Linked DNA regions of Homo sapiens: region 1 is linked to region 2. Evidence: chromatin contacts called from ENCODE Hi-C or POLR2A ChIA-PET data. All regions are on one chromosome and are shown on one strand. The core of a region is the stretch at or near the end of the contact, and the rest is flanking DNA. Distances in the headings are between cores, read along the strand shown. Region 1 overlaps HECW2 (HECT, C2 and WW domain containing E3 ubiquitin protein ligase 2). Region 2 overlaps STK17B (serine/threonine kinase 17b).

The links. Hi-C counts contacts between places; a loop is a spot of excess contacts on that map. ChIA-PET counts read pairs that join two places held with the same protein, here RNA polymerase II (POLR2A). Pooled maps may share reads with other maps.
Region 1: a loop to region 2 is called in a pooled map, with 2.0 times the contacts of the local background. The contact joins two enhancer-like sites. A Hi-C loop is called at or near these places in 10 of 50 pooled maps. POLR2A ChIA-PET finds 5 or more read pairs at or near these places in 10 of 52 experiments (PC-9, activated B cell, activated CD4-positive, alpha-beta T cell and 4 more).

What each region holds. Positions count from the first base shown.
Region 1 is chr2:196,199,740-196,204,947 of GRCh38, forward strand. HECW2 (HECT, C2 and WW domain containing E3 ubiquitin protein ligase 2) reads right to left here. Exons shown (of 29, transcript NM_001348768.2): 29 at 1-1,649. The coding sequence ends at 1,538. Among named protein-coding and RNA genes, the nearest start is that of STK17B, 31 kb to the left of the region's middle. Within about 2 kb of position 1,324, at least 4 of the 41 ENCODE cell types and tissues checked have a DNase peak (open chromatin) inside an H3K27ac peak, as active enhancers do.
Region 2 is chr2:196,130,952-196,136,456 of GRCh38, forward strand. STK17B (serine/threonine kinase 17b) reads right to left here. Exons shown (of 8, transcript NM_004226.4): 8 at 2,632-5,505. Among named protein-coding and RNA genes, the nearest start is that of STK17B, 38 kb to the right of the region's middle. Within about 2 kb of position 1,445, at least 5 of the 41 ENCODE cell types and tissues checked have a DNase peak (open chromatin) inside an H3K27ac peak, as active enhancers do.

The DNA of each region.
Region 1 (5,208 bases), core at 74-2,573, 69 kb after region 2:
GATGTGGAGTAATCCCAAAAGCAATTAAAATGAAGAATACCTTCTCATAAAATTAAGCAGAAGTAAGACTAGTGATGTCATGCAGTTTTGGAGATGCCATAGAAAAACTGTCTCTTAATATTAATAAGAAAATTATGCATCAGTGAAAATGCAGGCTTAGAAATATAGTTCTGAGTTTCAATTTGTGGTGTCTTCACTGATGAGGGAAAATGGAATTCTTACTACTGATCTCTTCAGTGTTGCTGATGGCTCCTTAACTGAGCTTAGTGTTTAATGATGCTGTACAAATAAAAAGCAGTGGGGGAAATACGAAATATCTGTATTAAATGCCATCCTGTAAAGTATTTGATGGATGGAAGAGAGTCTAATGCATTTTAAATAAATGCATATCATACTATCACATATAGTGAATCTTAAAAAATTATTACTTAGATGCACAGTCCTTGTAGTGGTAGACACGGCACTGTGAAGGAAGTTTGATTTAGAAGCTATTTTCTATTATACTTCTCAAGTGATGGAGTTGCTGTTAGTCATATTGTAATGTCCCTTCACCTTTGGTACATTCAGTGCAAAATATTTGGGGAATTTTTTTTACCTTTATAAAAATAAAAGGCCCTTTTGTTTCCTTGAGAGTGCTTAAAAGGATACATATTAGCATGATGCCCGAGTATGCATGGAACATGAAAATGGAATGAGTGATACATACAGCATGATAGGTAGGTTCTTATATACATCTTAAAGAACATAAACATAATGAACCTACAAAAAATAAACAGAACTCACTGTGTACTTTTTCCTGATATGCTGTGATTAATTGCTAGTTATTTTAAAATTGTTTTCATGCATTATAAAGCATAAAATCTGTCATTAGTAATTCACTGAATAATGGTTTGTCTTTAGCCATAATTACACACATACCACTTGCATATACATTGTCACAGACCATCTTATTGCAAATCTGTAAAGGTACCTCATATTGACTTGGTTTCATTTTCACTCATGTCCCATGAAAGCGGAAACCTATGGTGCACACCATGCAGGCACTCATAAGCAAGAAATGAATATTCTGTTATAACTTAGGGCTTAAATGAATGTACTTTCAGGAAATATATTTACTTTTATTATATTATTTAACTTGCTCTAATTTGGAGATTGGGCCAAATGCTGCCAGTTTGGCTTGAACCACGTTCAAGGGTAAGTTTCAAGATTCTCCTGAGTCCCTAAAAATTACCGTGGAGCTGATCATGTATGGGTTCATCTTTGTCTTGGAACATAACAAATGGAAAAAGTTTGGCAGTCAAGAACTGTTGATTGAAAGACGGTTGGGTTGTTCCCTGGGCATCAAGCTCACCCAAATCCTTCCAAGAGGACTCATCTCCAGTCCCCAAATGTGACAGAGCACTTGTTCCTGGAAAACAACAGCACATAGCTTTATCCTAAAGGAAGCATCCTCTTGAAACTTCCAATGTTCAATCATTCTTCTAGAAGGCAGCTTCTGAACCTGCCTGTCCACAGAGATGGGCATTCAGCTTCCAGGTCACTCAAGTCCAAAAGTACTGGTTTCTTCAACTGCTGTCAACAGTTTTTCATAAAGCATGGAAAAGGATGGGTAGGGAGGCAGATCCAGACGGTTAAAACATGTATGCGCTCTGAAAACACAAGAAACAGCACATAGTTTAGAACAGGCCGAGTGAAATGAAAATGTGTGTGGTGTGTGTGTGTGTGTGTGTCTGTGTGTGTATGACTGTCTTTCACATTCAAATTTATTTGTTGCCAATTTTCACACTCCTTTTGAAAAATCTTTGAAAACATTTTGACCTTAAAAATTCAGAACTGAATTTCTCTAAGGAAAAGAGGATATTTAAAAAAATATTTTATTTACATTTCACCACCATTTAAAAGCTATATTACATATAAATGACCATTTATTGAGTGGTCTAAGGATTACAAAGACAAGTTTGGTTTTTGTTTCTCTTTTGATGCTAGATTTTTTTTTTAATACACGGACATAAGGCCTTGCAAAGTAGTTCATTTTGAGTTGGCATATGCCTGGGTGTCTCTTCGATACTCTGTAGTTATGCATTTTTTCATTTTCTTGGACAGGGAAGAGGAGCCAGTGTCTCTGAGGGCCTGCCTCATGGCTTAGAGTCTTGGGAAATTCCCTGGCTGGACTTTTCTAAGTCAGTAGGCCATTGTTACTTCTTTGAATCCTGTGCTAAAATTTGCTTTCTCCCAATTCACAATAACAAAATAAGCAATTTAAATCATTACATTAAGTATTCTTTTTTAGAAATACTTCTTTTGCCAAGATAGGAAAAAAATATGTTTTCCTGTTATTTGCATCTGAATCACAATAAAAAATAGACAGTCTCCAAATAGTACATCTTATCAGGAAGCAAATCTGCACTTTTGACATGAAATAGGAAACATTCTATTCTGAATGTACAACAGCTTGTTTGGGGGACCTACATAACTTTGACTTAAAAAAAATACTCCTGAATAAGAAATTTTAGGAACTATGATTATTAACAAGCTATTTCTACAAAGTCACATGTCTATACTTTTACTCTGATAAATCCCTTTTCCTTATGAAATAAATATAATTAATATTCCTGGATGCAGTGTAATGTAGTGGGAAGACCAGAGATTTGCAGTTGGACATATTTGGGTTTGGATTCTAGCTCTATCAACAAGTGTGTGATTTGGAGTGAGTTATTAAAACTCTGAGCCCGTATTTCTCACCTTTAAAAGGGTGGTTATATAACTTGTCTGAGAAGGATGTGAGGATTAAGTGAAATAACAGAAACATGCTTAATAGAATGACTGGCTCATAGTGTTTGACCAATTAATAATAGAGGTATTGTTAGCTACATTTCATTACTATCAACAAGATTTGACTCTAATTGCCTTCAGTGAATTGCCACAAATAGTAATGACCCATGAGAATGATGAGATAATAAAGGGATAATAAAGCAGGTGTGTGGCCACATGGCTTATTAAAAACAGGAATGTGAACAGGATCTGTTATATTGTAAGAATACAGATAGAGTATTCCTTATCCAAAATGCTTGGCACCAGAAGTGCTTTGGATTTCAGATTTCTTTGGAATTTGGAATATTTGCATATATATAATGAGATATCTTGGGGAATGGGACCCAAGTCTAAACATGAAATTCATTTACGTTTCACATGCACCTTGTATACACAGACTGAAGGTAATTTTATACCATATTTACATAATTTGGTTCATGAAACAAAGTTTTGACCGCGTTTTTGACTGCACCCTGTCATATGAGGTCAGTTGTGAAATTTTCTACTTGTGGCATCATGTTGGCACTCAAAAAGTTTTGGATTTTGGAGCATTTTAGATTTAAAATTTTTTGACTAGGGATACTCCAACTGTATGAGTTTTAGGGTATAGAGATAGTACCGACTCACCCACTCCTAGTACTGTAAACTCTGGGATATATTGGTGGAAATCATCTAATGAATCTTTGCAGGCAAACCCTTTTTTGATACAATAAGCATTTCAGAATTGCATTTGATATCCTTAGACTGGAACGCAAATTGAGCCTCAAGAAAAGGTTTTACTTATTTAAAAATTCAACTTGTATACTACACTAGAGTCCTAGCAGTGGTTTATAATCTATCATCTGTGAAACACTGGAATAAAAATATTAAATAAAGATTTATCTCTGTTCCAGGGGTAGGGGAGGAAGAAGCAGAAAAGTAGAATACGTTTTGAATATAATTCTATGCCAAACTGTGTGTGTCAGACAAATAACATTTATTATCCTATTAGACTAACAGATGACACCACAATACTATTTTACAATTTTCATTTCTTTGGTTACCAATAAGGTTGAGCATCTTTCCCCCATGTCCTCTTGCTTTTTACATTTCCTGTTTTGTGATCCATATGTTCATCTCTCTTGCCCGATTAACTTTTCAGTATTTTTATTGTGATAAAATATACATAATATAACATTTACCATTTTAACTATATTTAAGTGCACAGTACCATGGCATTAGTACACCTACGTTATTTTGCAACCATCATCACTATCCATCTCCAGAACTTCTGCATCTCGCAAAACTGAAATCTGTATCCATTAAATAGTAACTCCCATTTCCTCTCCCCCTAGCCCCTGGAAACCACCATTCTACTTTGTGTCTCTATGAATTTCACTACCCTATGTACTTCATATAAGTGGAATCTTAAAATATTTGTCTTTTGTGATTGGCTTATTTCACTTAGCATATTTTAAGGTTGATGTTGTAGCATGGGTCAGAATTTCCTTCCTTTTTAAGGCTGAATAATGTTCCATTGTATGTATATACCACATTTTCTTTATTCATTCATCCATTAATGAACAGGAGTTTTTTTCCTACCGTTTGGCTATTGTAAATAATGCTCCTATGAACATGAGTGTACAATTATCTGTTTAAGTCCTCCTTTTCAATTTTTTGGGGGATATACACAGAAGTGCAACATCATATTGCATTTTTCATAGTGGCTGCAACATTTTACATTTCCATCAACAGTGCACAAGGGTTCCAATTTCTCTACATCCTCACCAACACTTATTTCTTGTTTTTTGTTTGTTTGTTTGTTTGTTTTATAATAGCTATTGTAATGGGTATGAAGTCCATTCACCTTTTAAAGCCTTAGGATTTCTTATTAAAATCAAGAGAGACTCTCACTGTTGTTGAATTTGAAGAAGGAAGCTACTATGAATTCTATAGCTGCAAGGAATGAATGCTGCCAACAACCCAAGGGAACTTGGAAGCAGATTCTTCCCTAGTTGGTCCTCCAAATGAGAATGCAGCCCCACCCACAGCTTGATTTCAGCCTTGTGAGACCATGAGCAGAAGACCCAGCTAAGCTGTGCCTGGATGCCTGCTCCATGAAAACAGTGAGATCATAAATGTGTGTTGTTTTACACTGCTAAATTTGTGGTAATTTGTTTTGCATCAGTAGAACCAGTAACAGGTCTCAAGGTAGTGAAACAGTTCAAGAAAAGGTGGCAAATGTGATGTTAAGTGTGATACAGTAGAATCATCTATCCAGGACAGGTGGTGAAACAAAGCTAGGGGTTGGCAACAGTTCTTTCATTCTCCCAGGTTTCTGAGTAGAGAAACAGGAACTTTGAATGTCTCTTTGCCATTTCTGTAGTATCTTTGCAGGTACTCTAGAAGCTTATCCAG
Region 2 (5,505 bases), core at 195-2,694:
CAGACATAAAATCCCCTTTCTATTTAGATGCCATTCTAGTTGTAGGCGGAATAAGTGTCTCAAAAGAACATAAGGGTCAATTGGTGGGTGGCCTTCCTGCTAATGGAGAGTTGGTCAAAAAAAAAAAAAAAAAGAATTTTAGACCGGCTATAGGAGATATGCTGTTTATCTCTGAATGTTTCTGCTGCCTATAAGGCTTTTCTGTGACAGAGTTTGGCTTAAAAGTAACATAGCATCTCTCTCTATGTTAGATTAAACACTTGGGTTAAATTTTGGAAAGCCTCTATATACGTATCAGGGTCATCAGAAAATCTGCCCAAGCTGTCCAAGTGTCTCTTTATTTCCCTAAGGTCCTGTAATGAGAAGGGAACATGTACCCTAGCGGTACATGTTGAGACTAAAATTTGGTTTTGGAGGACATATTTCTCCTCATTGCTGAAAGCAGAGATCTCCTGCTTGCAGAGGGGGCATAACGTCGGTCTCTAGCAGATGTAAAAAAGAGAAGAACTGGAAAACTAGAGGCTTTTGGCAAAGGGCATACAAGGTCGCCCAGGGAGGGAATTCTCATCCCACTAGGTGGCGCTGTAAGCCTTGAAATACCAGGCAGTAACTTTGCCTCCATATGCCCTCTGAACAAAGGACAGAGAGGGAAGTCTGACATGTGGCAAGTTGTTCCCAGCATACCTCCTAGCAGGAGAAAGTTCATTTGTCTCATAGAGGGGCTATCCAGTACAACTGGGCAGTATTGGCTCCCCACATGGGAAAGGAAACAGCCCAGGTGGAAAGAGAGATGTTCGCTGGGTGGGGCATGACCTCCTACCCAACCCCAGGAAGTGCTATCATTAGGAGTTAAGTAGTCTTTGAGATCTGGATCATGAAGTCCCCCTGTCTGTAGAAAGTCACGAAAACAGCAAACTTTGACCTGCATTCCTGATTGCTAAGGTGGTTGCTAAGCTTGCCTAATTGAATTATTTCCCCGGGATGTAAAAACTCCTACAGCAGTGCATACAGAGACGGCACAAGAGACATGGTGACTGTGGAAAGGAAAGGAGGAAACTAAGGTTCGCATAGGAAAGCTTGGTGATCCTATGGCCGACACCTGGTTGGGCAATTGGAGGCTGGGGTCAGTCCAGGAGTAGCCCTGGCCAGAAATCCTCAGTTGCTCCAGGACCTCTTCCAGACCCATGCAATAGCAAAGTTGTGTGTGACAGAAAACTAGTTTGGACAGAGCCAACATTCCCAGCACCATGAGGGCACTGGGGATGGACTAAGTCCTCCCCAGCAAGCCTCACATTTGAGTCTTTTAAGACCGGCAGCTAGCCCTTGTGGCTCATTAATCAGCAGACAGATACCTTGTTTTTTTGATAGTTCTTTGAGAGAATAAAAACTGAGGATGAGAAGCCTCAGAAGTGAAAGTAGAGAGTCTGCTCCCTTACCCTTCTGATTAATTCACCTTCAAATCCTGGGCGAGCCCCCAAAATGAAGCAGCCTCATTGTCTGGGGTAAACACCAAGGTTCTTGGTCTCATGGCCAAGGAAATTGAGGTTGCAGACAAACCCACACAGAAACTGGAGCAGGAGTTTAACAGGTAAAAGGAAAGAACAGCTGTCAGAGAGGGGTCCCCAGTGGGTTTCCAGTAAAAATGTCAGGGTTTTTATACATGGGCTACTGAGGAAGGGGGCATCTTATCCTCCTAGGGCCTGAAGCTTTAGTTGGGACCAGGTGTGCTATCTGCATAGAGCATGAGTTTCTATCAGCCTTTACCTGATTCCTTGACAACCTAGGCAGACTCTTAATCTGTGTTGCTGTGTGCTGCTTTGTGTCACTTATTTGGGAGGGAGAGTTTCTGTGACTGTTCCCAGACATTTTTTTCCAGCTGCAGGTATCCCCCTCCAATATCCACTTCTGGCTTCCCTAGCTTAGTGTGCCTAAAGGAAAGGAATGTGCTTATTAAGGCCCACTGTTTTTACTGGGGCCCACTATATGAGTGTGAAGTTTGGTGATTACCCGGGAGACTCACCCCCTCCTTCTGTGCCCCAGTTGTTTATCTGTGTTTTACAGCCTCATCTTCTTACCTGTCCATGTGCAGCCTGAGTTTTTTCCAAGGTTGTTTTATTTTTTGCCTGTTGCTGTGTGACTTTTCAGGCAGGCTGCTTCTGCAGTCTGAATTTTTCCAATCATTTTTCCCTTTCCTTCTCCCTCAAAAACAAGTTAGGTAAGCTTCATTCAGGCATGAATTACAGTGCTATTGCCTGTTAGTTCAATGTTAATGAACCAACAATATATATTAAATGTACAATTAAATAGAAATACACAAAACTATGCATTGATCAATTGTTTAAAATGCTATGAACAGAGCCTTGCAGGAACCTAACTCTGTATTTCCCCTAGGAGCAATGATTAGTAACTAAAGTATGGGAACTTTATAGAACATAACTACCATGAATAATGAGAATTGACTGTACCTTAGTCTACAACCAGATTATAAATATCTTGAAGAATCTCTCATTCATCTTGTGTGTAACACGTAGTGCACTATAGTGCAACATGTAGTACAGTTAAATTCATTGACATTTTCTAAAAATTATTCCTTGATACCAGCGAATAGACCTACTTGTTTTCAGATTTATATGCCTTTACAGATATGTTTATTAGACACAAAGAGGGTTCATAGATGACCTAGGTCAAAGGCTAGAACATGCAGACATACTTTTAAGAACAATAAATTTAGAAATGCTTTGAAACAAATGACAACCACAGATATAAAAAAGTGCTTTTTAATTTTTAGCCAGAATGGTCAAGTTGATGTAGATTTTTTTTACTGGAATACTCATAATAATGTCTGTCTATATGCCTTAAGCAAGATTATTATTTAATAAAATATGGCAGGAAGTTGTAATTTATGGAAAATTTACAATTATTCTTTAAAATACTTTTATAAAATTATAAATTGATAATAATCCCCCCAAACTGAAGTGAAATACTTTTAATACTACTTGAAATTAAAGTACAGTTGTTTATACAACAATGAATAAGGACAAGATATCAAACTGAAAATTCAAAAATAAACAGAAGAAATGTAAACAGTTCTAAAATATCAGTATTTATAAATGTTGCTTAGAGGAAGGCTATTCAAAGCATGGTCCATTAACTATTTGTGAGCTGTCCAGAATGAAAGAGGCTTGTGCCAGAATGAAAATCAATTACATCACTAATCATACTGGCTCAGTTGACTTTTTTTAAATAACAAGACTTCTTTGATAAAGGAAGCAATGTGTTGATTTATATTCTGGCACAAGTACCTTATTACTGACTAGAGCAGGGGTCCCCAGTCCCCAGGCCACGACCGGGCTGCATAGAAGGTGGGGGGCGGTGCCAAGCATTACTGCCTGAGCTCAGTTTCCTGTTAGATCAGCCATGGCATTAGATTCTCAAAGGAGCTCGAATCCTGCTGTGAACCACACGTGCAAGAGATCTAGGTTGCATGCTCCTTATGAGAATCTAATGATAAATGTAATGTACTTGAATCATCCTGAAACCATCCCCCTAAACCCCCAGTCCTGTGGAAAAATTTTCTTCCACAAAACCCGTCCCTAGTGCCAAAACAGTTGGAGATCGCTCCACTAGAGAACAGTTAACGGCTTACTTCCTTTAAAGTGCCATTACAATTTCACTGCTCAGAGCTAGGTTCTTTACTGTAGGGAAAATAATTAAAATGACAATTGCAATTGTCATCTATATATCATCTATTTAAAAATCCCATCTATTTAGGGATCCTACCCAAAAAGCAAATTTAACTTTAAATTATCACAACATAACACTTATCTTCTCATGTGTTCAAGTGTTACTGACATTTGTCCACTCACAGGGGCTCTCTAGATTCCTACTTTAGAGAAATACATTATGCTTTTCAATCTTGGGAGAAAAAGAGTAAGAATTGAATCATTTGCTAAAAAGCTCTTAAATGATTGGTCTATTTTCATATTCCAATCAATAACGTTATTTAAATTCACACCTTTGTAAAAAGAGTGGATTTTTATATTCTTTGTGCAATCACTAGTTGCTTTTTTACTATAAAACTTAATATCAGGAAAAAAGGCATGGAAATTTACAGCTCTGTATTCTACTACTTAAAGGTAGATGTAAAGTATTTTAAGATTTTCAGACATTTGTAAAAATGTCTTTTAACAAATGAACTTATAATTTAAAATTCAAATATTTCTTGATTTTTTGGGGGATGGCATGATTCCTCTAAAAATTAAAAATATAATATGGTCTTCAGAAACATAATCATTTCATTATCCAATGACTTACTAAACTTTACTTGCATTATCTTAATACCAAAGGCAAGTAAATGGACAATCAACAATTTAGAAACAACTCATCAGTTTTAGATATACAAGGGCTCAATTTAGATTATACAACGTCTAGTTTATTGGACCAACAAACTACTTAAAGAATTTAAATGTCATAAGAAGAGAACATAAAGTCATATAAAGAATATAAATGTCATAATTTATATGTCATAAGAAAAGAGCTCCTGGGCGGGGGCGCAGTGGCTCACGCCTGTAATCCCAGCACTTTGGGAGGCCGAGGCGGGTGGATCACTTGAAGTCAGGAGTTTGTGACCAGCCTGGCCAACATGGTGAAACCCCGTCTCTACTAAAAATACAAAAATTAGCTGGGCACGGTGGCATGCGCCTGTAATCCCAACTACTCAGGAGGCTGAGACAGGAGAATTGCTTGAACCCGGGAGGCAGAGGTTGCCGTGAGCTGAGATCATGCCACTGCACTCCAGCCTGAGAGACAGAGCAAAACTCCATCTCAAAAAAAAAAAAAAAAAAAAAAAGCTCCTTTGGCACCTGAGTTGAGCACAATATACCACAGCAAAGAATCTTGAAAAGTGTCTAAAGAATGTATTGTATCTATCTATAGATATATACATACACCTGTACATACACACATGTGCACACATACACACACAAGTAGAGAAAACTTTTCCTTAACAAATGCTGAAGACATTAAAGGAATTCACCATGTGGTCAAATAAAGTGACCTGATAGTTATTCAAAAAGTTTTAAGTTATTATTAAAGAATTTGGAAACTTACCAAAATTTTGAGAAGTTAAAGGTCTAAAGGGGGAACATCAGGTTGTTGTTACCATTTGTCAAACTATTTCTTCTGATACAGCAACATGGTCATGAGATCACAGTTATCGTAACATGATAACAGACCAATATAACGGTCATCAGGTGAAAATTCATAAAAGATTACCCGAAAAGGACTAACTTTCCCCATCATTAGGGCTGGATATAGTCTCTAGCCATAAGCAAACATTTTGCTCTCCCTAGTCTCTTGCATTGGTCCCAGCAAAAGACCACAATGAGGGGCCACTCTGCAGATGGCTTTAAGCTGAGCCTCCTCACTCACTAGGAATTTCACACAAGAACTTCAGACGAGCCTGATGTCATGTTTTATGATCACATCAGTCTTGCTACCGCTGAC